Linked DNA regions of Mus musculus: all the other regions are linked to region 2. A link is a loop called in an ENCODE intact Hi-C map of the cell type or tissue named here. Cell type or tissue: heart. All regions are shown on one strand. Region 1 holds the start of Osbpl8 (oxysterol binding protein-like 8). Region 2 holds the start of Bbs10 (Bardet-Biedl syndrome 10 (human)). Region 3 holds the start of Krr1 (KRR1, small subunit (SSU) processome component, homolog (yeast)). Region 4 has its middle 15 kb from the start of Krr1. Region 5 holds the start of Nap1l1 (nucleosome assembly protein 1-like 1). Region 6 overlaps Osbpl8 (oxysterol binding protein-like 8). Region 7 overlaps Zdhhc17 (zinc finger, DHHC domain containing 17).

What was found. Hi-C counts contacts between places; a loop is a spot of excess contacts. Peaks named below come from ENCODE experiments on the same cell type or tissue, not always from the same donor. Only the 100,000 strongest peaks of a DNase experiment are listed, where the experiment ranks them.
Region 1: a loop joins it to region 2, with 5 times the contacts of the local background. A loop is called at or near these places in 3 of 42 quality-filtered maps.
Region 3: it touches region 2 in a loop (4-fold over the local background); 10 of 42 quality-filtered maps call a loop at or near these places.
Region 4: a loop joins it to region 2, with 3.0 times the contacts of the local background. A loop is called at or near these places in 11 of 42 quality-filtered maps.
Region 5: a loop joins it to region 2, with 5 times the contacts of the local background. A loop is called at or near these places in 33 of 42 quality-filtered maps.
Region 6: it touches region 2 in a loop (2.4-fold over the local background); 8 of 42 quality-filtered maps call a loop at or near these places.
Region 7: a loop joins it to region 2, with 2.2 times the contacts of the local background. A loop is called at or near these places in 2 of 42 quality-filtered maps.

The regions. Positions count from the first base shown.
Region 1 is chr10:111,162,710-111,166,709 of GRCm38, reverse strand. It overlaps Osbpl8 (oxysterol binding protein-like 8), which reads right to left and starts at 1,908. Exons shown (of 24, transcript NM_175489.3): 1 at 1,514-1,908. In heart, a CTCF peak has its summit at 1,886; DNase peaks (open chromatin) are centred at 1,159, 1,269 and 2,039; H3K4me3 peaks cover 2,735 bases; H3K27ac peaks cover 2,635 bases.
Region 2 is chr10:111,296,648-111,300,647 of GRCm38, reverse strand. Osbpl8 (oxysterol binding protein-like 8) reads right to left here. Exons shown (of 24, transcript NM_175489.3): 24 at 3,401-4,000. Bbs10 (Bardet-Biedl syndrome 10 (human)) reads right to left here and starts at 1,969. Exons shown (of 2, transcript NM_027914.1): 1 at 1,741-1,969; 2 at 1-1,435. The coding sequence starts at 1,925. In heart, a CTCF peak has its summit at 1,734 (motif pointing right); a DNase peak (open chromatin) is centred at 2,027; H3K4me3 peaks cover 1,476 bases; H3K27ac peaks cover 1,492 bases.
Region 3 is chr10:111,970,611-111,974,610 of GRCm38, reverse strand. It overlaps Krr1 (KRR1, small subunit (SSU) processome component, homolog (yeast)), which reads right to left and starts at 1,916. Exons shown (of 10, transcript NM_178610.4): 1 at 1,737-1,916. The coding sequence starts at 1,818. In heart, no CTCF peak of the experiment used is centred here; a DNase peak (open chromatin) is centred at 1,920; H3K4me3 peaks cover 1,941 bases; H3K27ac peaks cover 806 bases.
Region 4 is chr10:111,956,184-111,960,183 of GRCm38, reverse strand. No RefSeq gene overlaps it. Among named protein-coding and RNA genes, the nearest start is that of Krr1, 15 kb to the left of the region's middle. In heart, a CTCF peak has its summit at 2,254 (motif pointing right); no DNase peak of the experiment used is centred here.
Region 5 is chr10:111,471,269-111,475,268 of GRCm38, reverse strand. It overlaps Nap1l1 (nucleosome assembly protein 1-like 1), which reads right to left and starts at 2,042. Exons shown (of 16, transcript NM_015781.5): 1 at 1,918-2,042. In heart, a CTCF peak has its summit at 2,033; a DNase peak (open chromatin) is centred at 2,128; H3K4me3 peaks cover 2,284 bases; H3K27ac peaks cover 1,744 bases.
Region 6 is chr10:111,223,317-111,227,316 of GRCm38, reverse strand. Osbpl8 (oxysterol binding protein-like 8) reads right to left here. Exons shown (of 24, transcript NM_175489.3): 3 at 2,609-2,645. Among named protein-coding and RNA genes, the nearest start is that of Gm51266, 40 kb to the right of the region's middle. In heart, a CTCF peak has its summit at 2,215 (motif pointing right); a DNase peak (open chromatin) is centred at 646; H3K27ac peaks cover 156 bases.
Region 7 is chr10:110,987,565-110,991,564 of GRCm38, reverse strand. The region is part of intron 1 of Zdhhc17 (zinc finger, DHHC domain containing 17); the gene reads left to right. Among named protein-coding and RNA genes, the nearest start is that of Zdhhc17, 21 kb to the left of the region's middle. In heart, CTCF peaks have their summits at 585 (motif pointing left) and 1,664 (motif pointing left); no DNase peak of the experiment used is centred here.

The sequences.
Region 1 (4,000 bases), 130 kb after region 2:
ATGTCCAGGTTTAATTAAACAGCATTTCTAGGCACCTCTGTGATCTCTGGGGCTCAAACTGTTCACATGGAATTTGACCGCAACAACGTAATCTCCATAATTAAAGAGCTTTAGGAAGGTCTTAAATTTCATCTATCCCCTTTGCTAACACTTTGAACAAGCACACTGCAGTCATTCTTGCTACCAAAAGACAGAGTACATACTTGCTACCCAAAAGAAAGAGCAACATGTTAGAAATTAGTTGGTCTTTTAATAGAGTGCATTTTAAATTGCATGGCCTTTCCCTTCCTTTTATAAAACCTGTTTTTATAAAACCAGCATTTTAATAATCTCACTGCAAAACAGGTTCTAGCAAGCACAGCAACTGATCCCAGTCTCTCGGCATGATCAAATTTAGATGAAACCCCAGGGGAAGAGAGAGCGTAACAAGCAATTTACCTATACCTCAATTGTTCTCTGGAATTCTTCAAGAGGCAAAAACTATTTTAAATGGTTATCTTGAAAGACCTTTAATTGCACTAATTTGGGGCTGCACTAATTTGAGGTTGTTTACAGTGAAATTACTTTGAAGAATTCCCTGCTAACCCAAGGTATTCTAATACTACTGTTACTTAAGTCTTCCAGCAGCAAAAAGGCACAAACTTCATTAAGTTATTGAAAGCAGATATGCTATCGTCAGATAAGTGTTCCCATCTGTTTAGAGACGAACCCAAGTTAACTTATTTCAGACGGCATTTAGTTAAAATGAAATTAGGTTATGTTTCACGACGCAGATGTCGCTCACAAAGAAGTGTTAAATGACTTTAGTGAATGGAAAATCTGCATCTACTGTTGCTTCGCATCAGCCGGTCTTGAGTGGGTTGCTCAATGAAGCAAAAGCATGCTCCATATGAAACTCCCTGGAACCTGATTACACTCTCCACAGCTTAGCCGCAAACAAAACGTAAAAAAAAAAAAAAAAAAAGTGCAACGAAGACACCGCCTTTTCTCCAGTGTGGCAAGAAGGCCAACGGAGCTGAGGTTTAAGGAACACCGCGACAGTCTCTGCAAAGGCGGGTGCGGTCCGCCTGCGAGCGGCACAACCTCTTCAGGGGCTGTCACAGGAAAACCCCAAGCCTTGCCTTAACCGCCCGGGGCGACAAAGCGCCAGGTTTTCACCCCCTGCGCGGGGGGCTTCCGGCGAGCCCCGGCGTCGCCCTGTCAAACTTCGGGAGGGGCAGACACACTCGGGACCCGGAACGCCGCCGAGCCGCCCCCGCCCCCATCCCAGGTCCCCACTGGGCTTTGTACCGCTGCAGACGCACCTACCGCGGGCCCCAAAAAACACGCCACCCCCGCCAGCCCTGCCAATCTCCCTCTCAGAAGGGACAAAGGAGAGGCAGGAGGGGAACTCGCGGCGCGGGGTACCCACGAGTGCCCACAGCCCGAGCTCAGAACGTAGGACTGAGGGACTACAGTCACCCCAAAAGGCACGACTCCGCTGCTCCCCAACACCGGGCTGAGCGCCACTCACCGATGCGGAGCCCCAGAGGAGGCGGCCCGCAGGGAGCAGGCTTCCGTGGGATCACAGGGACGCCGGAGTCCGGGGCCTTAGTGTCCGGTGGGACCCCCCCTCCTCAACTTCTCTCGGCTGCGGTCGCCCGCGGGAACTGAGAGCCAGCCCGGACGGAGAGCACAGGCGAGCCGCGGCGGGGGCTCGGCCCGGAGCGGCGAGCGAACTCGGGCTCCTCCGCCCGCGGGCCAGGGCGGAACCTCTTCCTTCTCTACCGCTACCGCTCTCGGCGGTGGCCGAGTCGAACGCCGCTGCCGCCCCGGCTGCCGCTGCCGCTGCCGCTGCCGCTACCACCGCCGCCCAGCTGGGAGCGCGTCGCAGCAGAATGCTGTCATCCGCCCTGACACCGCCTTTCTGGGCGCCGCGAGCCGCCACCAGCCTTCACATCCCAAGGCCCGCCCCTCTCGCAGCCCCGCCCCCAGCCCGGGCCTGGGCCACGCCCCCTTCCCGTCACGTGACGCCGCAAGGAGGCGGTCCCCGGGTAGCTTCTGCTGGGCGGGCGCGCAGAGGCAGCTGCTGGCAGCTCGTGGTGATGGCGAGCTGTCATGTCACCTCCCCTCCGCTCCCCTCCCCGCCCTCGAGGTTCCCTCTCAGGAAGCCCTGGGGTGGAGGGCCGGCTACCCGCAGGTCTCTGAAGTGCTCGCTGGGCAGGACCCGCCTCCCGACCTCTGGCCGGGCCCACAGAGGAGGCTGCCAGGAGAAATTGGGGCTTGAGAAGCAGCCAGGAGTCCCTGCTGCCTAAGTTCCAATGACACGTTCACTGTGGTGTCTCATTAGCTGTTGGCCTCACAGGAGGTTTGAGATGTAGACTTCAGTCACGCTGGGATGAAAATAGCCTAGCAGGCTTTCTTGTTATTGTTCCTAGTCATGTTCAGAATCCTGGGTGCCAGCTTTTACAGTCATGAAGTTTTACAGTGAGGTTGGTGACGGTTTTAGCGACGTGGCAAGTTGATAGTACCTCTCAATTTGAACAGAAAGCCTAATTTAACTCTTCGGATTTTGTTGTTGTTGTTGTTGTTTTGTACCTCAACTCTTGGCTTTTTTTGTTTTTTGTTTTTTTAACCATGACCCCAGAAATCCCTCCCCATCCTGTGGAGAGGAAAGGGGCAGAACTCATCACTGGAAGAAAGCCAGTTACAATACAGAAGAAGAGAAAAGCGACCTAACAGTGCAGAAGGAGGAATGAGCTGCCTCTAACAAGGCCATTCTCTACGATAAAAATTCAATTCCTTATTCCTTTATCCTTCTACTCTGGAACCAAGAATTTTTTTTTTAACTTTACACAATTTCCATTACATTTCTTGACAGGAAATCAGATGACATTCTGATCGTTTGGATACTTAAGTAGGCCATAGGATTCTGCCTGTTACTGATGTATTTCATAGCAGCTCTAAAAAATTTGCAGACGTGGCCATTTTGTTGCCCAAAGAAAGAGCAATTTACTGCTCAGTTAAATAATGCCAGGCCGCTGATCTTTAAAACACATCTTGATGCAGCTATGTTAACATTTGAAAAACAATTAGATTTTGTCATGAAGGACTGTTCCAATGAGGGAAAGATTCTGCCACATTCTTCTGTTAAGAAACCTAAGAAATTATATTTGTATTTTACATAAACATAAGGGAAGTTTATTGTTTTCTTGTTTTGTTTGTTTTTCTTGCTTGATTGTTTTGTTTTGTTTTGTTTTTCAAAGAGACAGGGTTTCTCTGTGTAACCCTAGATGTCCTGGAACTCCTTCTGTAGGCTATGCTGGTCTCAAACTCACAGAGAGCTGCCTGGCTCTCTCCTTTCTGAGTGCTGAGGCAGTGCAAGGCAGGAAACATTGTTATGTGATGGCGGTAACGTTCCAGTTTATCAGCAGATTGAAATGTCACTTATCTGAAGCAATGCTGTTTTTTTCAGACTAACAAAAGCCAATGTCATTTTTTAATGAATTGGGTTTTAATGAGATATAATCTAAAAGATAAGAATGCATAATATCTAAACCAAGCAATAATCAGTTCGTGGGAGGCTGGAGAGATGAGGCAGTCAAGAGTACCTGTTCTTGCAGGTCCTGGTTTCTATTCCCAGCACCCATGTGCTGGCTGGTGGGTCCAGGAAATCCCACCTCTTCTGACCCCCTCAGGCACAGGGCATGCACATGCAAGCAAAACACCCGTACACATAAAATAAATCTTTTTTAAAAGTTACCTTGTGAGTAGCTGGCCATAACAGCCCATCTCTGTAGAGTTTAAGACCAGACTGTTCTTTCTACATAGCAAGTTCAGGACTACATAGACTCCTAGAGAGACCCTGTATTTAAAAACAAATAATCAGGGTAAAAGTATGTCCCTTGTTGTTATTTAAATTGTATTTCTTACTGTGACCTGCAGTTAAATATATTTAAACAATTTTCCTAGAATATTAGATAACAAGAAAAATATACCTTCTTGGCTGTTTGGCTGTTTC
Region 2 (4,000 bases):
TGCTGTAGGATTTCCAGTGGAATGATTCTCAATTGACAGGTCACAGTTATCAATTATCCCGCTTCTTTCTGGAGGCAAGCACTTCAGCATTTCATCTGTTTGGGATGGAGCTATTGGTGTCTTCTTGTGTGCTGACCACGGCTTACCTGCTCTCAATTCTGTATCTGAAGCCCCCAAACCTGAATATACTTCTAAATGTGTTTGAGTTTCCAATTTATTTTTGCTCTTTGCTACTATGTCCTGATACTTATCAGTTTCTGGTGAGTGATTACGCTCTCTGCTATTGTCATAAGCAAGAGGACTTGGGTTACATTGCTGTTTGGTTTGTATGATGTAATTTAGATCAAGGTCAGTAAATAGCTGCCGAAGCATCTTAAATGCTCCGTGAAAAGCTCTCTCATGCTGTTCAACAAGACCCAGAACCGGTCCACAGAGGACCATAGAGTGAGGTATAAATGCACATGTGCTAATCAAGCCGAGATGAACATACCTCTTGGATCTAAGGATGAGGGGCTTGCAAAACTTCACCAAAGTACTATCAGAAATTTCACACTGTGAAGCAACCTCTGGTAGGACACAAGGAGAAAGACCAGTGATCCTCTGGACAAGGGAAACTTCTTCGGCTGATAAACACTCCACCACTGATATGCTATTAAGTCTTGCACAGTAAATAACCAGGTCTGGTTGCTTCACACTGGTCAGGAGCAGTTTTACATTCTGACCACGCAAGTGGTTCATTACTGTTTTTGTCCTGTCCGTGATCCAGCACTGAGATGCCTGAAACTGTGTTTCTGAATTGAGAACAAACTCCGAGCCAGCCGATGAAAACTGAGGCTGGAGGATTTCTGTTACTATCACCATCCTAATGTCACCATCTGCTGGGCAGTACATAGAAAAGTCCCTGGGAAGCACAAGGCCATCTATGATTCTAGAATCTGAAACAGGAAGGCCTGTCACGCCAACATTCAACTCTGCAAAACAGTGATCCAACAACTCAAATACTTCAACCCCACTTTCACAAGCCATACACTTGAAAACGTAGTCACACATCAACTGTGAAATGAATCTGTGATTGTTTCTTCCCACTCTTCCACAAAAGTATGCTTCCAGGAGCAACTCTAGCGAGTGCCTGCACAGTTTTCTTCCTTCAGTGGATGAAGAAAAGACAGACAGGTAGTGCCTGCTTAAACTCCGGTCTACAATACAACCTAGGGTTTGTGTCTGAAACGTTTGCAGAGCCTGGGAAATAGATTTCCACTGACAACAGTTTTTCCAATGCCTTTCATGGCTCTGAATATTTTCAGAAGTGAATGAATCTTTTCCTTTTTCTCCGATTGCATGAAGTCCTCTGAGTAAATGGCAAAGAAAAATAATAAATGTCTTAGCACCATCTCCTGTCTTTTTAAGGTGACTGGAAACACACGCCACTATCATCCTGTATAGGAAGGGAAAAAAATAACTCAGATTTTCTGGGTTAAATCCACATTTTCATAGCTATAAGGCACACAGATTGTCCTTTTGACATATAGGCTTTGCTTTACTTTTCCTTTAACTACTTCATTCAGGGATGGGGAAAGAGTAAGAAGTGTTCTGTGCACGTGATGAGGTTTGGGGCTCGGGACTAGTAGTTTGGGCAGCTCTCTGATGTCTACACTGGTTTTATCCAGGTCCACGGCCTCAGGATGGGATGGGAGATTGAGGGAGATGCGCGCCTAGTGGAGGGCAGGAGAAGTGAGGTACCTGGCTAAGGGATGCTCTAAGTGCAGCGCCTCCAGGAGGCAGCCTCCATCCCTGCTAAGCAGCACCTCGCCGGTGGGCTTCGTACACAACACTTGGCCGCCCTCGGGCCCCACGCAGCGGTTCGCGATGCTCTCCAGCACCTCGGCCACCCGCAAAGCCGCCGTCACCGACCCCTGGGACGCCATGGGTAAGGAACCACGGGTAACGCTTCCGTTAGGTCAGGCCCGCAGAAGGGCGGAAACGGAAGAGGCGGGGAAAACGGCGGAAGAGCAGTAGCTTTGGCATCGATTGGCGGAAGAGCTCTATGCCCCTCGGTGGGGTGGAGCCCCGCCAGCGGTGGGCGGAGACTCGAGTGGTCCTGGGACGTCCTTACTTTCCTGGTTCACGTCCCGCGGGCCTCCCTGGCCACTGCAACCGCTAGGTCTCTGCAGGGAAGGGCTCGGGCTCGGGGGCGTGATTACCGCCCCATCTCGAGCTTACTTCTCTAGTGCCCCTGCCGTGTAGTTTGCTCTCCTTGCCTTCAAGCAAACGGTTTTAGAATGCAGGGCAGGCGGAGAGAGCTTGGGCATAGCCATTTCTAGGCTCGTGGCTTCCGCTGGGGTGTGCTACCTTGTGTGTGTTCAGGTATGGACGAAACCCCACCTAGTTAAACCACTTGAGCAGAAGTAGATGTTTGCCTTTTATTCACATCGATGATCAATTGTATTTGTCATTTGTACTGTATACCATCCCAAAGCAGAAATGTTTCACCCAGTAAAACACAAAGGCTTTAGGGAGCGCACGAGCGCTGGATTCATAGCTAAAGGGCTTCTTTCAGCCAGAGACCATCTGTCTCTGCTTTCCTCATTTAAAACAAACAAGTTGGTAAAACAAAACAAAACAAACAAAACCAAAAAAACCTTTAAAGTTCCGAGGTGGATAAGTTAGTTTTTGTACTGTTTCTAACTCGAAGTACAGCCAAGTATTTGTCATTTACTCACAAAATTCTCATGGTGGATCATTACCCAGGCTGTCATACCCACAAGAAATGAATGCAGAACAAAGCTGTCAATGTTAGCAGGAAAGTGATCTTGTAGATAGATATTCAATGACGTTTAACACTGACAGCAGTGTCCTTACCCCACACGGGCAAGAGGATTCTGAGGGACAAGTTAGAATGAGGTGAAAGGAAGACAAAATCATGAGTAAAGCCTTCCTGAGGTTTCCTCAATAACTCAGTAGTAAACGACCGGGAGGAGAACAGCATTTCAGTGTCTAATGATACTGCTTCAGTGTTTTTTCTTGGTTGCATTCATCACTGGACATTATCTTTAGACTGAAATAGTGGGATATTTCAAACATTTAAACAGTACAATCAAGTGCACTGTGTAGTCGTGATTCAGGAGGCTTTTACCTGAGAAAGACAGACCGCCTTTATTCTTACTGTGTAGTTTTTGGGGTCATTTAGATATGCTGAGCCTCATCTTTAATGTATAAAATATGTATAAACTCCACTTATTTTAAAAGAATATAAAGTATCAAGTAAAACATATATTAGAGATTGTCAAAATTCCTGTCAAGCCTGTACCCATCTTTTTCACACACACAATAAAAAATAAGAGGATTAATTTAGTACATTATGCATTAATACATTATATCAAGAGTCACTGGATCACAGATTGCTCTTTTAAAAAAGTTTATTTAGAATACCTACTTGTAGAAGTTAACATAATTTTACAGATCATTAGAAAAATTCTTTTCTCTCTGCAAACATGACAGGTTAGGAATAATAGATTAGAAATGTATACATTACAAAACCGCCTGTGACTATCTATACATTTACTATGCACCTTAAGAGAATTCTACAGTGTGCTGTATTTACACTGCAGGTGAGAACACACTTACATCCTATCATACAAAACTGACCAATGCTAGTGCTTGACTTTATAAACCCATTAACTGAAGTACTTAAAATTAAATCTATATTTAACATGCCAAAAGTGGAAATAAATTCAACTGAGGTTCTGTGGCTCATCATTCAAATGGTTCATGACATTTTTTCAAATAAAGATTATCAATATTAGCCGGGTGTGGTGGCACACACCTTTAATCCCAGCACTCGGGAGGCAGAGGCAGGCGGATTTCTGAGTTCAAGGCCAGCCTGGTCTACAGAATGAGTTCCAGGACAGCCAGGGCTACACAGAGAAACCCTGTCTCGAAAAAAACAAAAAACAAAACAAAACAAAAAAAAAAGAACATCAATATTATGATATTAAAATAA
Region 3 (4,000 bases), 670 kb before region 2:
TTAGCCACAGGTAAGAAAATGTACTTTCTACTTCCACTCACTCTGCCACTTCTGGTTCAAACTCCTGACAATGGGTCCTCATAAACCACTCATTCTCCAATACCTTCTTTTTAAAAACTGCAAACTAAAATCCTATAAAAACTGGGAACATGGGCGGTTGTGGCACACGCCTCTAATCCCAGCACTTGGGAGGCAGAGGCAGGTGGATTTCTGAGTTCGAGGCCAGCCTGGTCTACAAAGTGAGTTCCAGGACAGCCAGGGCTACACAGAGAAACCCTGTCTCGAAAAACAAAAAAAAAAAAAAAACAAAAACAAAAACAAAACAAAACAAAACAAAACAAAAAGCAAGCAAGCAAACTCAGGCCCAGGGTTAAACCTTCCTAAGACAGAATGTGTGAACCCTAGTAGAGGAAAGGGAAGGGAACTAAGGCCACTTAGGACCAAGAATATCACTTGCTTATTAGGTTAGGGTGAAAGTCTAGCTATATAAGTACATCCAGGACCTCAAAATCAAAACACAACAACAACAAAAAAAATCACTGTAAATTTAGATCGATGAGCAATCTCAACTATTAGAGTTGTGCTGGCCCAGTTTCCCCTCCATGGTTGACTATACCCTCACGCTTTGAACGTAAACAAACCTTTCCTAAAACAGAAAAAAACCTGGCACAGCTCCTTCCGGTAGCATTAGCATAACTTGAAGATACCCTGCAATTGAGTTTCCAATCCTAAATTCCTACAGAGACCCTGAGGCATTACCAGAAGACATGCACAAAGGTGCTTACAAGAGCAAGCTGAAGGCAGAGCTCAAATGTCCGCCAACGACGGAATTTAAATATTACACAGCATCGTAAAGAATCAGAAGCTAAAGACACAGACAACATACATAGAGTACACAGCTCCATTCATTCTCCTATGATTCAAAAGGAGACAAAAATCGAAGCGTTTTGTTAAAAATCATAATAGCTGTAGATAGGTGACAGAAAGCTCGAACGAATTACTCCGGGTACCAGAAAGGAAGCTATATAGCATCTGTGATTGGCACATGGATAACTTGAGGAAGATGGTCTACTCATCCTGTCAATTCCTCAAGCGTTGGTTTGAAGCTTTTACCGGTGTCTATAGTCCCTGCCGTATTTTACGTACTTAGTTTTTAAAAGAAAAAAATTTTTCTTTTTAAATTGAAGGTAGGTAAAAACCAAACTCTCATCAAAACGGAAAGAAGCAATCAAACTAGAGCAGCCAAAAATCAAACTAGGGGTTAGAGCTAAAGACTGAGAGCTGTGTCATTTAGCAACTTAATAATCAGATAAAAGTTCTGACAAAACTTCCCATTGAGCTCCGTCCCCACCTTTCCCCGTCCGCCTCCCTCATCACCATCGGCGCTCGCAGGACACGAAGATTCTCCCACCTGATCCTGATCCGCATCCTCTCAACCTCCCCTCCCCAAAGCTCAAGGCAGAACTGCCGCGCCTTCCACAATCTCTGAGTCCTCACACTTTTACCGGGGACAGAAGGCGCATCGGGTACACTTGCCAGGGACGGTCGCTGGCAAAAACACTGCGTTAGCTGCACGTGGCCGGCGCAGCCATCAACACCCGCAACCCTCGGCTACCCCGGCTACCGCAGGCACTGCACAGCCTAAAAGAGGCTCAACCCAAGTGCGCGGCCAAAGAAAGAGACAAAGATGCTTCGAGATCCGCCAGCTCCGGGCTTCGGGTCTCGCACTGCCTCACCTTGGGTCTCACGCTTCTGTTTCTGCGGCTGAGAGTCACGTTTTTGAGCTTCTTTGGCAGGCGCCTCCGCAGAAGTTGCCATCGCAAAACTGCTTCCGGCGGCCCCGGAAGTGGAACTGTTCTTTAAGATCCCGCCGGCTACAATGTGTAAAAGGCAAAACGAGTTCCGGATAATCCCTATGAGACCTGCGTGGTCTCTGCTCTGACGAACAGGAAGCCGATGGGGCGGGGACGGGGGGGAGCGTGACACTTCCTTCCCAGGATGCATTGCAACCTCGGTGTTGCACGCTGGGAATGGTAGTTTTCTTGTATCAAGCTCTAAATTGTAGCTACTTGTATAGCCCTGTGGGAACTTCTTTTTTGAGAGGGGAAGGGAAGGAAAGGGAGAGAAAGGGAGCGAAGGAGAGGAGAGAGAAGAGAGGTGGGTGAGGGTGAGGGAGAGAAGGGAGGGGAAATTATTAAAATTCTTATTTGAGGGGGATTAGAAATCTAATGAAAATGGCGAATTGTATCAAAAATCTACCCAAACTTTGCTACCACTCTTTAGCCCATTTGAAAACCTACCATGAGTTTTGCATTTTAAATCTCTCAACTTCCAGATTGGTTTTAAAAGACTTTTCTGTTCTATTTTTATTTATTTGTTTGCTTGCTTGTTTTGTTTATTTTGGGTTTATGAATCGAGGCCACTGTGTATCCTTCACTAGCCTGGAACATGCTATGTAGACCTGGCTGGCCTCAACGTCATAGTGATCTTCCTGCTTATGACTCCAGAATCTGGGATTAAAGGTGTGTACCACCACACCGGTCTTCAGCATTCAAATGTTTGGGGTTTTTTGGTGGGGGCTGGAGGGAGCTATTACCAAAACTTTATTGTTTATTATTCTTACATCATAGCTTTAAAAGGCTTAGAATATAGTCAGTAAAAACAGCAAAAAAATATTAGCACAAAAATATATTCACTAAATTAGATGCTAAGATGTGAAGAGATGTAACCAGGGTCTGAAAACACACTAGGACCTCTCCTTCTGGACCATGCTCTCCCCAACCTCCAGGAAATATTTAATAAGCACATGGGTCAATAAGCCAGATAAAGGAAAGAGGAGTACCCGCATATGCCTAGTAAAACTGAGAACAATACTTCAGGTGCTTAGATCGGTGGTTTTCAACCTGTGGATTGTGACTCCTTAGAGGGTCAAACTACCTTTCACAGGGGTCGTCTAAGACCATCAGAACGCACATGTATATAGACATTATAATTCATAACAGTAGCAAAGTTGGACGTAATAACGAAATGATTTTGTGGTTCAGGGATCACAGAAACATGCAGAACTATACTGAAGAGTTGCAGCATTAGGAAGGTTGGTAACCACTGGATTCGACTATGTTTTGAACAAATTTTAAGGGAAATTCTCTGTATGCAAACTGATGCCTCATAATGGTGCACCCATTCCAGTCTCTTTGAGAATCAAATGTAGTTAGTATTATGTTTGAATGGTTATGAGCTTCGAGCTTCTTTCAAAGAGTGCTTTTCACACATGGGTGTGTGGGTCTGGGTTCCTTTCACTGGAAAGAGGCTGTTGGCCTCACTTCAACTTCTTCCAAGCCCTTGTTATTTTTTTTAAGTTGACAGCATAATAGTATTTCAATAAATACTAAAAAGTCTTCTAAAATCAAGATGAGAAGATGGGAAATTCAACACAACTATCAGGTTGGGGGGCACCCACATGTTCTGAATAAATTTCATCTAGATTTTAATGAGTCTGTTACTCATTGATCATAAAGTATTTAAATCAATAATTTAAAAGGGAAGAGGCTATGGGACTTTATTGTAATTTGTTGTGCTGTGTTCGGTTGATATCCCTGGGAGGCTTTTCATTTGTTTGTTTTAAGAGAAACAGAGGAGGAGTGGATCTGGGGAAGAAGAGAGAGGGGACTAGGAGGGGTGGAGGTAGGGGAAACTGGTTGGAATATAATGTATGTAAAGAATGAAAATAAAAGGTAAAATGCTCTGCTGACTACAGTAGTCAACAGTCCCAGTACTTGACAGGTTGAGGCAGGAGGAGTGCCTCAAATCTGAGGCCAACCTGATCTACATAATGACCTTCAGCTCAGCCTGTTTCAAAAACACCAAACAAGCACTCATAGGAAGCCAATGTCTTAAGAAATCACTTAACAAAATTAAAGGATATAAAATCTGAGAAAATATTTGCAACACACTGATTTGACTAGTACTACTGGTTTGAAAAGGAAAACAGGCCGGGCAG
Region 4 (4,000 bases), 660 kb before region 2:
CTCTCTCTGAGGGTCTGTCTGTCAGTCTTCCTGCCCCCCTCACCCTCCCCACTGCTCTTTCTCTCTCTGTCATGTGTATGGTGTACAGACATGAGTATCTAGGTAACAGTGCCTGGATGTAACTGGGACACCCTGAGAGGGAGGAAGGGGAAGATGTGGAACCACAGCTGGATCCCAACATGTATACCACAACAACTCACCAGGCCTCACCACAATGTAGTCTCTCATCACAAAAGCTACTTGATTTCAGGTAAATCAGGGGACATGAAAGGTCACAGTGGCTAGAAGGCAATTTGAATGTGTTTTCCTTTCAATGGTGACTTCTTCTTCTTCTTCTTCTTCCTCTTCTTCTTCTTTCCTTAAGATAAATTTCTTGTTTGGTCAGCATTCACTGGTGATAACAGAACATCTATTACAACTTGTGGGGAAACATGGTTCATTAAGGTCTACCATGGCTGGATAGCTCCTCTGAGCTAGATGCAAACTGGAGGACTCCCTTTACCAGCAAGGCCTCCCCTTGTCTGGGGAGCCAGTCCCACCATACCCTGTGCCTGTGGAAGGTCAAGTAGTCCTTGGCAGACCTACAAGTTCAACTTCCTCCTTCTCCATAAGAACCCGCCTAGCAAGTACTTGGGACTCCTGGAATGCCTCTCCACACAATGAGGACTTTCCAGTACTTTAAACTTCAGCCAATGGAACTTCACCTCAAGAATCCCTTCACATTCTCCATGTTCCTATATATAGCCCTTGTTCACCCCAATGAAGTGTATATGTATAAGCCCGCCCCAAATAAAGGTATGCACACAAGCTAGGATTGTCTAAGAGAGCTGTTTTATTGAAGATTGTTAGAGAAGGTCTTTGTCTAAAAGAGCTGTAACACCAAGATCCTTGGAAAAGCCCTCCCCCACCTCTTTCTGCAGATCCCCACTGGTTCCGGACTCTTCTTCACCCTTCCAGCCCAGTGTGCAGCAATGTCTGGACATCCCAAGACGGAGGAAGTGGAGGACGTGAAACCACAGCTGGACCCCCACATGCATACCAAAACAACTCGCCAGGACTCGCCATTTTTTATACAAGTGCATTAGTATAGTGAATGTACTAGTATAGTGGTTGAAGTTCCTTAGAGACAAAGAGAGAGACTGACGAAGAAAAGGAACCAAAACTCTTGAGTTATTTTACAACCTATAGATGTGATATCCAGTATTACATAAACACATATATGATTATATAGATATACTTGCCAATCTTGCAACGTCTTTTATAGAAAACACTGAAAAATCCCATGCTAACAAGGAGGTAAGTGGTGAGCTCTGCCCTGAAACCTGGCAGAAAATTTGAAAAACAAGATGGAATAAAAGATAATTTTGTAAAATGAAAACAAAAGCAAAAATTGGTAGATTGTGTCATTACTTATGCTTATAACTGTTGGGAGTCAGACCTGGGACAAACAGCTGAGGTGCGTAGTTTACAAACCAACATGAACCTGGCCTCCAGGATCTCCCAGCATCCCTCAGTTCTTACCTGGCACACCCAGCCCTCTACCCTGAACTTTCCAGCCCAGGGGCTGGGCTTCCCCTCCCCAGAAGCTCTTCCCTACATAATCTAGACATTATGGTCTCCATCTTCTTCTCCCTCTGTGCATGCTTTCTCTCTTTCTCTCCCCCCTCCCCTCTGTCGCTCTCCCAATGGCCTAGTTCCTTGGGACTAATGAAGCCTCTTGAGAATGGCTTCCCAATGAACCTGCCTTTATATACTCTAATCTGGCTTGAGTTGGCTCATTTTACTGATGGAGAAGTAACTTATCAATAACATGTTTATGGGCTAAGAAGTGACAAATTACTGATGCTTGATTCAACAGATACCCAATAAACTTTACTTGGCTTGCCTAGTGGTTTGAAATGAATGATACAGAGACAGTGTATCAGTTATCACAATCACCATAAGCCGGTGGTTCCCAACCTTCCTGATGCTGTGACCCTTTAATACAGTTCCGCATGCTGTGGTGACCCCAACCATAACATTACTTATATTGGTACTTTATAACTACAATTTTCCTACTGTTATGAATCATAATGTGAATACCTGTGTCTTCTGATGGGCTTGGAGTCGTGACCCACAGGTTGAGAACCTCCGCCTTGAGGTCAAGCTCCACCTATTTAGACCCCAATTTAAAGGGAAACGAAATCACTATGTTCAGTTCACTTGTCTGTCTCTGTGAGAGGAAGGAGTCTGAGTTTCTCTTTATCACCACCAGGGGGAGCCCTCATGCTCTGTAAATATACCCGAACATAACTGATGTTTCAAAATCACCACTGCTAACTGTGGTGTCTCATCCTGCAGTGAGCACAGGGTTTACAATTAGACCTAGAAACAGCAACAGGTGAGTCCTCTCTCTGTAGCACATCTTACCTTGGGTAACCAGCTACTGCCTGACATCGGTCCACCTCTTACCAGGCATTCTGTATAGTGGGGAGGGGCGGGGGGGTGGGGAGGGGGGGTTGCACAGGAAATTCTCCATCCCTCCAGATCTTAAGCAACATCTCTATTCGGAATGAAACTACAAAATTAACTCTGAAGCCATGGGAATGGCACTCAAAAAGTAAGGTATTGAAAGCATAAGGCAGACAGCAGAGTCCAAAGATAGTTAGGACAAAAATAATCCCCACCACACACTCCCTCGGTGGACTCCAATTGGCTAAGGTCTGAGGATGAAGAATATTCAGACAAGCTGCACATTCCACAGCAGCCAGGCAGCTCATGACGGTCCCTCAGGGGTGATCGCAACAGGCACAGTCTTACCTTTTCTAGCTCTCCAACGAGAACATCTGTGTGATTTAGTTTCCACCCCAGGCTCCCATCTATTTATCACTCCAGGGTACCCAACGTCTCCTCTGAAATGCAATATTTTCCTAGAAATCTCTCTCCTTCTCTGCTCATAGATTCACACACAAGATGGGCTTGAATGCTCCTCAATTGTGGAGAAAGGGGGCAATGAGAAAGTCAGAAACCGAGCAAACGGGAACCTCTAGTCTAGCTCAGTGTTGATTCTTTGTTCAGCCTCTACTGTGACCTCAGTGACAGACAGCCTTGGACATTCTGGTGACTTGAGGAAACAAAAAATACGATCTCTTCCTCGTGTTGGTTAGCATTTAAATATTTTTTAATAAAGGTTTGTTTTAGGGTTTTAGTGCTGTGAACAGATACCATCACCAAGGCAACTCTTATAGGGACAACATTTAATTGGAACTGCCTTACAGGTTCAGAGGTTCAGTCCATTATCATCAAGGTGGGAACATGGCAGCATCCAGGCAGGCATGGTGCAGGCAGAGCTGAGAGTTCTACATCTTCATCTGAAGGCAGCTAGGAGAAGACTGGCGTCCAGGAAGCTAGGGTGTGGGTCTTAAAGCCCACACCGACAATGACACACCTACTCCAACAAGGCCACACCTTCTAATAGTGCCACTCCCTGGGCCAAACATATACAAACCATCACAGTTTTTTGTTTGATTTTGTGAAATTACTATGACTTTATTTGTTGACAATTTCACATGTCTGTATAATATATTCTTGCCACTCTTGTCCCCCCACCCTCTCTTATCTGCCTCTGTCTGCCATCAACCTTCGACAAAGTCCCCATCCTACTTTCATGTCTTTCTGTTCTGGTTTTGTTTCACTTCAGGGCCCACTGGGCTTTACTGTGGCCTGATTAGTATATTTTGAATGATAAGTTCTGTCATTGATTCATTCTGTGAAAATATATCTAACAACAACTTCATCACCCAAACAGCATTAGGCTTTAATATGATTGACATCATTCCTATCTACATGTGGACATGTGGGGAAGAAGAGGCCGAGTCTAAACTAACCTAAACTAAATGGCTGGTGTTAACTAGGCAGATACTAAACTAACCTGAACTAAATGCATAGCGTTAGCTCTTCAGTTCTGTGTTCCACATGGTGGTCACACAGTACAACAGAAACACACTTCGGTGTTCTTCTA
Region 5 (4,000 bases), 170 kb before region 2:
AACAAAATAATGTATTTTGACATTATCAGATCTTATTTAGCCCCTTTCTTTTATTGGCCTATGTCACCTAAAGCCAATACAAGCAAGCAAATAAGGAAATTAACTATAGAATTTTAGACACACTGGCTCTGCCAAGAGTGTTGTTTTTAATCTCGTGAAAGGGCAAGTCAGGTGCCACAATCAGTATTAAATTGTCAATTATAGGGCCAAAGACCAAAAACAAAAGAACAGGTATTTTTGCAACAGATAAACCTGACAAAACTTTTCTTGATATGTTTTAACTTCTATTTAATAATCTAAATGCTGACATCAGAAGAACATCTATTAAGTCAAGATTTGATGACAGATGTCTAAGTCCCCACTACTGCTAGATTAAATCCCTCCAATCCAGACTTAAAGTAGTTGTACAGTTTAAATCTGGGATAGACACTTCAACCATAAACAAGTCTGAAGATAAGAATTCCAAGACCACTGAAACCTCCCATTTACTGGTAGTTTTAAAATTAAAGGTGCACGCCTTTAATCCCAGCACTTGGGAGGCAGAGGCAGGTGGGTTTCTGAGTTCCAGGCCAGTTTGGTGTACAGAATGAGTTCTAGGACAGCCAGGGCTACACAGAAAAACCCTGTCTGGAAACCACCACCCCCACCCCATCCCGCCCCCCCCAAAAAAATCAAAAAACAAAAAAATGTAAATTTTAGGCACTCCTCTAATCCAAAGTATTCTTTGGATATTAAGTTTGGGAAGGTGTTTTGATGGCGTCTATTTTCAAAAGTGGTAAACTTTATGTTGGCTCTCCTGAAATTAGAGGTGTTGGGAAAGTCTTTAAAACGTTTCTCATTTTGGAATTTAGAGACAGGAGACAGTCTGAAGTAGTTAGCCCTGGAAGATAGCCTGTATGCCTGGTGCATCCTTTTAGTCTGGGAAGCCCTGCCCTCTGGACAGGACCTGTCTCCGCCCTCCCTCCGATGCCACTCCTGAGATCTTTACAGAAATGTGGCGCACTGAGCTTGGTCAGTATATTATTAATGCCTTGTTCCACCCCATGGTCCTTCCACTTCATCCCTAGTGAGAATTCTGGGGGGAGGGAGGGGGTGCTGCCTGAAGGGAAGAACCACGCTGTTGGTCTATTAAACTCGAACCCCACTCCCCACCCCCAACAAGCCAGCCCTTCTTAGTTTTCGTCTCAGAACCATCTGGAGGTTTAAGGAGACTAGGATTAAGTCTCTCCACACAAATATACCCCGGCCACGTTACCCATCGAAGTTCTAACTGTACCTGTGAGACACAAAACAAGATCTTTTGTTAAAAAAAAAAAAAAAAAAAAATAGCTAGGCTGAACGCTTTGCACGTGTTAACCCCTTATAACCCTGGCGGTGGAGGCTGCTCGCCCCTCCATCCTCCCATCCGCTAGCACAGTTCCCTCCAGGAAGACCCAGGGAGCCGGTGAGACCGTGGCGGGACTGGTACTCGTGGCGACCCCTCCTCCTCCTCCAACTCCGACGGAGGTGTCGGGTGGGCCCCGGCAGGGGTCTCCGGCCGCCCGCGGCGCGGTCCCCACGTGCCCCGGCTCCTGCGCGCCGAGGCCGCGCGGCCTGCACAGCCCCTCCCTGCGGGCGGAACTCGCGCGGCCACCGTTCCTTCCATGTCCCCCATCCCCGCGGCCCGCCTCGCCGGGGTTGCCCTCGCGGTGGGCTCCACCGAGGCAGAGGCGGCCGGGCGACCCAGGGCGCCCCGCGGCGTGGCCTCCTCCTCCTCCTCCGCTCTCCCGCGGCCTCGCCGTCCCGCGCGCCCCGCAGCCGCCGGCGCTCCCCGGGGTCCCTCAGGCCGCATGGCCGCTCCGGAGCGCTCACCCCGCGGCCTCAGCCCGACACCTCGCAGGCCCCCGCCACCCGGCCCTCCCGGCCCCCAGCCGTTACCGTTCCAGGAGGCTCGGACGCGGAGCCGGGCGGCGGGAGCTGCGCAGGCAGTGACTCAGGGCGGCGGCAGCGGCGGCGGCGGGAGGAGCAGGAGGCGGCGCCGCGAGCAGATGGCGCTAAAAAAGACCCGAGAGCCCGCCGCTCGCGCTCATATACAATTAGCGTCAGCACGTAGGGCTGCTCCGACGCCCTCCCCCTGGCCTCGGCGTTGCGTAGCAACGGGAGCGGGAGGCGGGCCTGGGCCTTGTTGCCTGGTTACAGAGCCGTCCTTCTTCCCCGGCACCTTAGGCTTCCCGCCTGTGGCGGTCTTGTGCTCGCCATCTCTTCTCCCTTCTACGCTGCGATGGAAATCCCAATCCCACAGCGACGACCCATAGGTCCCGCTCCTGGTTCTCCTTGCCCGCCTGGGTTAGGGACACAGCCTAGTGGCAGGCTTGCAGTATCCTGGCTAGGATTCCCATCCGCATCCAGACCTAATCCCAGCACGCCTCTCCCCTCTCCCCACCCCCTTCTCCTCTGAAACCATTTTCCCACTCTAGCTGAGAACTAACAACTCTTTTCTTGTGACCACCGCGGCAGCGTCTTCGGCTGGTTTTGCTTCTAACTCGGGGCGCCTCTACGCCTTTTAGGGTGTTCCACATCACGTTTACCTGATACACAACCCTTCATCTCTGCTTTAGTTCATTTGATGGAAGTAAAGAGCGTATTTTTGCGTATTACTGCTTTATAATGAAAATAATCAGCATACCAATTTTTCATCTTCCTGAAAAAGTAAATCAACCCTTAAGCTCATGAAATCTTGCAGCTATTTTTCAGTTGACTACAAATCACCTGTTCTGTTAACTATGTTTGGTGCTTTGGGGTTTTGTTTTTTAGGTAGGGCCACAGTGAGGCCCTGCAGGTATCAGATTTTAAATCTTTCAGAGAGTGGCTATGTGCCACAATTTGAGATCGTCAAATCAAACAGCTGTGCTCCAAGTGTGGTCTTTATGGTGGGAGGTTAATCTGTCTATAATACTAAGGCACTGTCTACATTTTACATTCCCATCCTCCCACAAGCCTTCACTGGAGTCTTCCAGACACTACAAGTCGTGAGATAGGGCAACATTGGAAATACAAACAGACAGACAGGAGAATCTGGTTATCTGTTGTGAAATCAGGCATGGAAGAACTTGGCAAAAAGTAGTATGTGCATACAAAAGGCTATGTGCTAGTATTTTAGTGAAAGAATAACTACTCTTTGAGTCCTTTGGATGTAGCTCATTTGGTAAGAGTGCCTGCCTAAGATGCATGAAGGCCCCAGGTTCAAACCACAGCATCACATAGCCCACACATGGCTTCATTTCTGGAGTTGCACCCCTGCAGAGATAGAGGCACAGGGATAAGGAATTTAGGGTCATAGAGAGTTCCAGGTCAGCGCGGAATATTTAAGGCCCTGTAGCAGAAAAAAAAAAAAAATCACTGTTAATTTCCAACAAGATAACTATCAGTATCTGGAATGCACACAAAGGTCTCTGGGGGAAAGTGGAGTGTGGTGTCACACACCAGTTAAGCCAGAACTCTGGAGATAAAGACAGGAGGATTTTCAACTCTACTGCAGCCTGGCTACGTAGTGAGACCCTATCTTAAAGCTAAGCAAAGCTTTTGGACTTGTCAAAGGTTTTTTGGGGGCTTGCTTATTGGTTTGTTTGTTTTTAAAGGAAAGATCCTGGGACATCTATTAGTTTCCCTGAAACTTTAAAATGTCTGTAATTAGCATTAGTCAAGTTGTTCAAGGTCACATGGGAAATCTAGGATCGAATCCAGAACTGTTCAAATGATCACCTCCTTTTGCCAAGTCATGGAATTCACGTTTCGGAAAAAAAAATGTCAAGCCCAGGCCTCCATCATGAAATGAGTTGTGTGGCAGCCAATATCAATACAGCAGCACCTAGGAGAAAAACCTGGGTGTGTCTGTGAGGGCGTCTCTAACTTGTGCTCGTTGAAGTGGGAAGTTCCTCTTTTGGGTTGGTGACATCCATGCATGGGCTGTCTTGAACTGAATAGGAAAGAGAACGCAAGCGGAACACCAACATGAACTGCC
Region 6 (4,000 bases), 73 kb after region 2:
AAAATTTAAAAACAAATCCTTACCCCTTCTCAAGCAAAAAAAAAAATCAAAAAATAAAAGATTAAAAAACCCACAACATAGTCATCATGTCTAGGGAGAGCCACAAGCTAGAGAAAAGGAAGCGATTACAGCATGTTTGTGCATTTCGTTAGTACACACAGGCATGTGTTTAAGTAACTCCACTACATACACAGGAAAACAGTTCTGCCCACCTTTCCGTCCCAGTGTTTACGTGCTTCTCCAAAGAAGAGCCCAAAGTGGAGAGACCTCATGTGCTCCTGCCGGTCTGGCATTACAGGCCTGTGTCTCCATGCCCAGCTCTCAAGCAACCTCTTTTTCAGACTGCTTTACAGTAAGACAGAGAGCCCATCTTCCTGTGTGTTTTGTCTCAACTAGTTCATAAACATTTCTCTTCATAACACAAATTAGTAGTGCCCTACAGGAAGTCTATAACAGTGCAATATCTGAACAGAGCTTAAAAAGTACAATGACTTTGTTGTTGTGTGTTTACACTGGCACAACTGATAACTATTTGCTAAATAAGTGAAAAGCTATTTGGCAAAGGAATCATTGTGGCAGCACAGCTTCTTAACAAGTGACTCACCTGCCAATGGTGACACTACAGTGCCCCCTGCTGGCTCCACTTATAGTGCATGCAGCTGCTGGGCAGCTTCTCCCACTGAACAGCAAGCACACTGGCATAACATAACAGTTGCTAACAGTTACTGTGCCAGGTAACCGATCACCCTCCCTACACCCTCAGCAACTCGTCAAACTTTAAAGGCGTTTGCAACTTCTGGCATTTCTCTTCTGCTGCATGGAAGCTAACATAAGATACCTAGGTAATCTGCAAGTCCGCCTGACTGCCCTGAAGATTTGAGCCTTTCTTATATAAAATTAAGGTACTAGTAAGATTTAGTGATATCTGTAAGGCGTTTTAAGATTTAAAAATATTCTTGGAATAATAAAAAATGTGTACAAAGAGATTTATGTTCTTCTACTTTTGTTTTCCACTACCTGGTAATATTGCGTGTAATATGTATCATATTGTAAGAACGAACTGCTGTGAGTTAAAAGAAATAGTGTATTACTTTAAATTAGCTTTCTATAAAAAATTAAATATTCTTTCTAATTTATTTGAGAGAAAAAACTAACACAGACCAAAGATATATATACACAGATATACATATATATTAATTATAGAAATTATGGCTTTGTTACGTGACCATGTAACCACATTCATGTCACCATTTGCCCTCTCTTTAGAACAGCACCTGAAACCTCATTATGAAGAACTTTTGCCATTATCTTGCTCATTCCCTTTCTTTGAATCCCCCCCAAATGAGGCCCAGAGCACAGAGATGGCTTGCAACAGTGAGGTGACTACTAAATATAAATACAAACTTTGAAATTAGTTTCAAATGTGTCTGTCATTCAATAAAAATCAAAACCTCTGTTCAATTTATGATGGAATAAAATTGTAATTACTCTGTTAGGCTTTGCTCTCAGTGCTTAGCATAGTACTAGCAGTCCTCAGTGGACCGTGCTTCTGCAGAGCCGAGCTTCAGGCTTACCCTGGAGGATCAGGGTTTAATGAACTGATCTCGGAAGCACTGTTCAGTTCAGTGCTGCTATGATTTCTAATGTCAGCTGCTCCCGTCACTGTCTAAATGGACTAAAACCATCTGAGGTGGCATGTTTTATTTGCTGTGCTTATTCAAAAGCCACCACAATGTCCATCCCTATCCAGAAAACAACAACAAAACCAGCAAAATCTGTTACAGTAAATTGAATATAATTTATCTTAAAGGGTTTCTAGATCTCTAAAATAAAACATGCTTTCATAAAAAGCTCCAAAATACAAACAAAAATGACAATCCAATTACTCTATTAAAATTCTATAAATGAAAACACTTTCTCAGTTTCAAAAGGCAGTAAATAGGTCCCTTTTTTTAAGAAGGAGGTCTTACTAAATATTGAATTAGCTTCTAACTTAGTGGTTTCTCAACTTTCCTAATGCTTCCAAAATACAGTTTCTCGTGTTGTGGTGACACTGGCCATAAAATTATTTTTTCTTTTTAAACCTATTTTTTTAAAAAAGATTTATTTATTTGTTTGTTTGTTTGTTTATTTATTTATTTATTTATTTATTTATTTATTTATTTATATGAGTACATCGTTCCTGTCTTCAGATACACCAGAAGAGGGCATCAGATGGTTGTGAGCCACCATGTGGTTGCTGGGAACTGAACTCAGGCCCTCTGGAAGAGCAGTTAGGGCTCTTAACCTCTGAGCCATCTCTCCAGCCCCCATAAAATTATTTTCATTGCTACTTCATGAGTGTAATCTTGCTACTGTCCTGAATCTTATGTAAAGCTCTTGCTTTCCGGAGCGTGAAGGGGTGGTCTGGCCCTGCAGGGTGCAAGCCACTGCTCTGGATGACTGTGATTAGGTACAGACTCTGTGGCTCACACAGATCATAGCAGCAGGTGAACACTGGTCACTGAGCATCTCACAAGCAAAACTGAAACACTATTTTTCATTTGTAAGTAACACCAACAATATTATTGCGTCCTTAAAACATGACATTCCAACGTTAGCTACTTACTTGATGGCCCAAGGACATCTTTGCTATCACCAAGAAGCTTTTAAGGCAGAGGAATTGAGCAGCAAACACACACAATCCAAACCAGGGAGAAGCAAACACCGGACGGACGGAAGCAGCAGCAAGACAAAAGGACAAGAAGAACAGCGTTAGTCTGTGAGTAGGAGGCACGTGCACAGTAGTTTCAATCATCATAATTTATAAGGCATTTCCTTCTATATACCCAAAACAAAACCAAAACAAAACAAAATAACACTTAAACCTTGGCTTAGGTGATACCAGATATTTGCTTAAACTTGGGGAAGTGAAGCTACGAAGAGACAGCAGAATCACCAAAGCACGCTGCTTTACAATTACTCTAAGCAAACGTTTCTCCTGATTACAGTTCAAGAGAGGGCTAAGCAGCAGGAAGGACCATTCAGAAATCTAAGCTCACTCGTGGTTACTTACCCTTTTAAATGGAAAGCTTTACAAGTACCTAACACTCAATCACTAGTAAGCATTAGTTATACACACCATTAGAGCACTCTACAGAGATTTAGTGTTAGAATATTATAAGTCAAGCAAGATATAGGTTCTACAAAGACATCGATAAAATAGATCATTTTTAAACCAATGGCAAAAATAAAAAGAGAAACAGTTGTCAGACAAATAACCCCAGGATAAATTTTAAGTCAGACATAATTTTCTTAGGACTGACTAAAGACAAGCATAATTTACAGCTACTAATCCTTTAGGAAGTCAAAAGCACATCCCATGCTGCCCACCCCAACACGACCTCATTAAGTATCCTAGGCTGACTTCAAACCCACAGTCCTCCTCCTTCAATCGCCTATGTTCTACCACGCCAAGTGGAAGACTCAGTTCTTTAATGAAGAACTTAAACTGACAACAGAAAAATAGCTGCAGACCTCTGTTTAGAAACTCTTTTAACTGACAGCATAACTTGGGCTCCCTTAGTAGGCACAGAGCTCTCAGGTAGCCAGCACCTCACAAACCAAACCTAAACCTCCCCCTGATTGGCCGGTTTCCGAGCACAGAGGTAAATACAATGGGACAAAACAAGGCGAGGGAGCCTTTGCTGCAGGCTTCTGTCATCTCCTTGGAGAAACTTCCCTAGCCTGGTAGCTGTTGAGCAGCTATGGATATCATATTCTGGTCTCCGTTTATTTTTCTTCAGATGCTAAGCCATGCCTATTCTTCTATGAACAGATTTGCGTTTCACAGACAGAGCTCCGCTAACAATGAACTCATGTGCTCAGGTCCTCCTTACAGACAGCAGGCTTGACGGAGGAGATTAAAAGGGGTCAGAGATTAAAGTGTGTGTGAGTCAGAACTGGAGAGATGGCTCGGCTAGAGAGAGCACGTGCTGCTCTTCCAGAGGACCCACACTGG
Region 7 (4,000 bases), 310 kb after region 2:
ACCAGGAACTTGCAATCTCCTCCCTCAGTGTCCTGAGTGATGGGATTACAGGACTGATATGGCAACCACACCCTTGGACACTTCTAACCCACCCTGTAGTTTGTGATGTTTGCCACTCGGGAAGTGGCTGATGATAGTAAATATCCTTTCTCCTGTATATCTTCCTTCCTGTATCTTTGGTAAAGTATCTCCTGTCTGCACTAGTTTACTAGGGCTGCTGGGATCAAATAACAGACCAGACGGTTTACTTGTGGAGAGCCCTTCCCCAGTTTGGAGGCTAGAAAACAAAGGTCCAGATTACGTTGTGGACTAGTATGCTCCTTCCTTTGAAATCTTTAGCCTTTAGATGCCTGGTCTCACTGCCTTTTTAAAGGTTATACTTTTTTTTTTTTTAACATTTAGTTTTGTAATAAGTTTTGAGTTGATTTTTATGTAATTTGAGTTTGAAAAATTGGGTTGATTGGGGCTGGAGAGGTGGTTCAGTGGTTAAGAGCACTGACTGATCTTTCCGAGGTCCTGAGTTCAAATCCGAGCAACCACATGGTGGTTCACAGCTATCTATAATGAGATCTGATGCCCTCTTCTGGTGTGTCTGAAGACAGCAACAGTGTATTCACATACATAAAATAAATAATCTTAAAAAAATGGTCTTTTTTTTTTAATTTTAATTTTGCCTATGGATTCCCATTCATCTCCGAAAACTCTTTTTTTGTTTGTTTGTTTGTTTGGTTTTTTTTGTTTGTTTGTTTTGAGACAGGGTTTCTCTGTGTAGCCCTGGCTGGCCTCGAATAAAAACTCTTTTCTTAAATTGCTTTTATATTGTTAAAAATATTTGAGCAAATACATGGGTTTTAATTTTTAGGGTTTGTTTTTGTTTTCTTTTCTGTTTCTGGAGTCTTTTTGTGTCTAAAACTAAGCCAGCCCCATGCGATGCTGGTAACTTTTGTTTTGTAATAGTTCTTAAAATTGACTTTTAGAAGATAACAGGTTTCTTCCTATATCAATTTAGAATAACCTTGTCTGTAGCTACAAAGAATCTTGAGGGATTTTGATAGAAATTGCACTAAACAGACACACACATATATAAATTTGAGGAGAATGGCATCTTTATGATGGATATTCTAGTTAATAAATACAGTATGTAGGTCAGTTTATCCAGATTTTGATTTCTGTCATTGGCATTTGACATATGATGCTGCATATGACAGCTACACAGACTCCTGGGCTTTGCTTGCCCACCAATTCGTGGCCTCACCACACCATTTCTATCAGTGAGGAAACAAGTCTCTCTCCAGTTTTGAAACCAAACCAAACACTATTATTTTCCTTAGGTCTCCTTTCTGTTCTGGCTTCTGCTCTTATTAGTAACAAAACTTCCCTAGAAGAGTTGTAGGTGTTCCATGTTCTGTCCATCCTTTCTTAAGCCATCTCCTGTCAAGCATGCATCCTCACTTTGTCAAGATAATCTGACCTCCTGCTGCTAAGTCCCCAGGCCAGTTTGACAAGCTTTCTTTGTTTTGCTGTAGGGAAATAGTAACTGAAGTGTGTGAAGGTTTGGTGTTTTCAGGTCTCCAGAGCAAGAAGTCTGATAAATCTAAGCTCAGTGGGAGGAAAACATTTGTATTGTTAGTGAAGGTATAAAGTGGTACTGCCACCTGGAGGGCAGTTTCATAATAAAGTTCAAGAAACCAAGCCATTTTATCTGTAAGTAGGTGCTTACCTGAGTTGAAAAAATCTAACCAGCACAGTATCAAAAAGAATAAACGGGCAGTATTTTTGTGTGATTTATTGGTGCAGTGAAATACATTTACCATCGAGTGAAGGAGAGCCATGTATCTCAGTGCTGATTATTCTCAGAGTGACAGTGCTTACCCTGGATGCCCTGTGTAGAGTAGGTGTTGGTACCGCTTTCTCTGAGCGTTTTTTTTTCCCCCCTGGATCACACTGCTAAGCATGGGACTGACAAGGGTTCTTGTATTTAAGGACAGAGGTTGAACTTGCCCGAAGTAGATATCATCTACCCCACAACTCTTTATGACCTCTACCCTGCCCAATATAGAGACAATTTAACGAGAGAAGATTCTTTGAAGAATTTAAAGCGATTATCTCTCAACTTACCCAGTAGTATTCTTGCTAAACTTGGGCTGTGCAACCAAATGAGGACAGGAGACTAGGTCAAGAAAGGGGCGCAACTGAACACTGTGGCTGGAGCCTGTACTACCAGCAGCATTTGGGAAGCAGCTCAAGGTTCACAAGTTTGAAGCCAGGTTGGGCTGGTTAGTGAGACATTTTCTCAGTGTTCAAAAGAGCTTAACTAAAGTTTGTTCAAGGAGAGGGAGTAGACGTCCGAACTCTCAGGATGTCCCAGTTGAGAAAGCAAGTACTTGAATATCTCCATAGGTATTCATGACAATGGTTTTGGATTTCTGATCCAGTAGCCTAAGACAAAAATTTGTGTTGCTTTAAGCCACTAGGTTTGTTACAAAAGAGATGGTGAAGTAACATAATTCTTTCACACAATGCCTGATGATTTGTTTGCATAGAAAGGGAGCTCAGGTAGGAGGGGAGCTAGCTGAGTGTCTCAGAGAGCTAAAGTGATGCTCAGATTGTGAACTGGAGGATTTAAAGGCCTAAGCCTGAGGACATCTTCTAAGTAGGATGACTAACATGAGCTAAGGTATAAGACAGCAAGGATTTTGGAGGACACAGCTTACAGATGTGTAGTGTGGGTAGAGGAGAATGGTAGATACTAAAGTCGAAGAAAAAAGTAAACAGGTCATGGAAGATTCTGTAACGTTGCTGAGTGTGCTCATTTCCGTGCTAAGCCTGATCATAGGAAGAGAGTAGTAGAGGCAGAGGCATGGATGGACTGAGGTGCTGAGGGGGTACAGAGCAAGGCCAGCAGGGGTTCCTCTAGAGAAAAGCAGTTCGGGAGCTAAGCTAGTCTAAGGTAGTCTGCCTCAATACCTGCAGCAAGCAATCCGACCCCACACAATCCTTGATTAGAATCAGTCTGGTAAAGTGTTTACTATAGGTAATTTGGTAATTTTTGCTAGTACTTGGGCATGAAAATGAGAAAACAGTACCACCTACTTTTAGGAAATTTAGATTGTTCTTTAGACTGTTCAAAGAGATATTCTTATATTGATACTCATATGTACATAAGAAGTTATTGCTTATATAAGAATAAGAAAGTTTTCTTATATAAGAAATCTGTGAACATAAATTAGCAAAGCCATATATTAGTTATAACCACCTTTTAAAAATAAAGATGATTTCTAGAGATCGATCTGTGTGGTACTTTACAAAATACATAGCTCTCGTGACTATACTCCTTAGGATACACAGGTTCTGCTGAAGTCTCAGCTCTGAAATGTTGACAGCTCAAGGGTTACTGGTTCATGATCCATGCACGCTTTAGGGTAAGCAGGGGCTACTTTTGGACCCAGAATTACTATTTTACTCTTGAGAGCATTGCCAGTGTCTATGACCCAAAGAAAGCGAGAGGCATATATTTGTTGTTCATATTCAGTTAAAAATAGGGATCTCTCACTTACACACACTTGGCCAGGGTCGTAGAATCTATGTGCTTGAGACATGGGAGTATTTGGTCAATAGCACTAATGATTGCAGTTGTATTTAAATCTAAACATCAAAACCAGAGAAGCCCAGGAGAAGATTGTGTGTGACTGTTAGTTGTAGAATGTCAGAAATACATTGACGCCACAAATCAGTGCTACTAGAAAGGGGCAGCTGTCTTTAAGTAAGAAGATGGGTACTATCTAGTCTTGCATATACAACTCTAACTCAAACATGTTAAGTGAATCGCAGGACTCCAGGAAAGTTCTTCTCCTCCCAGGTATGGGGACAGGACATTTTCAAAAATTGTACAGTAGGCAAATACTTAATTTAAGTAATTAATTTTCTTTTTGTAGATAGGTATTCTATGTAGCCCTTCCTGGCTGTCCTAAAACTGACTCTGTGGACCAGACTGGCCTCA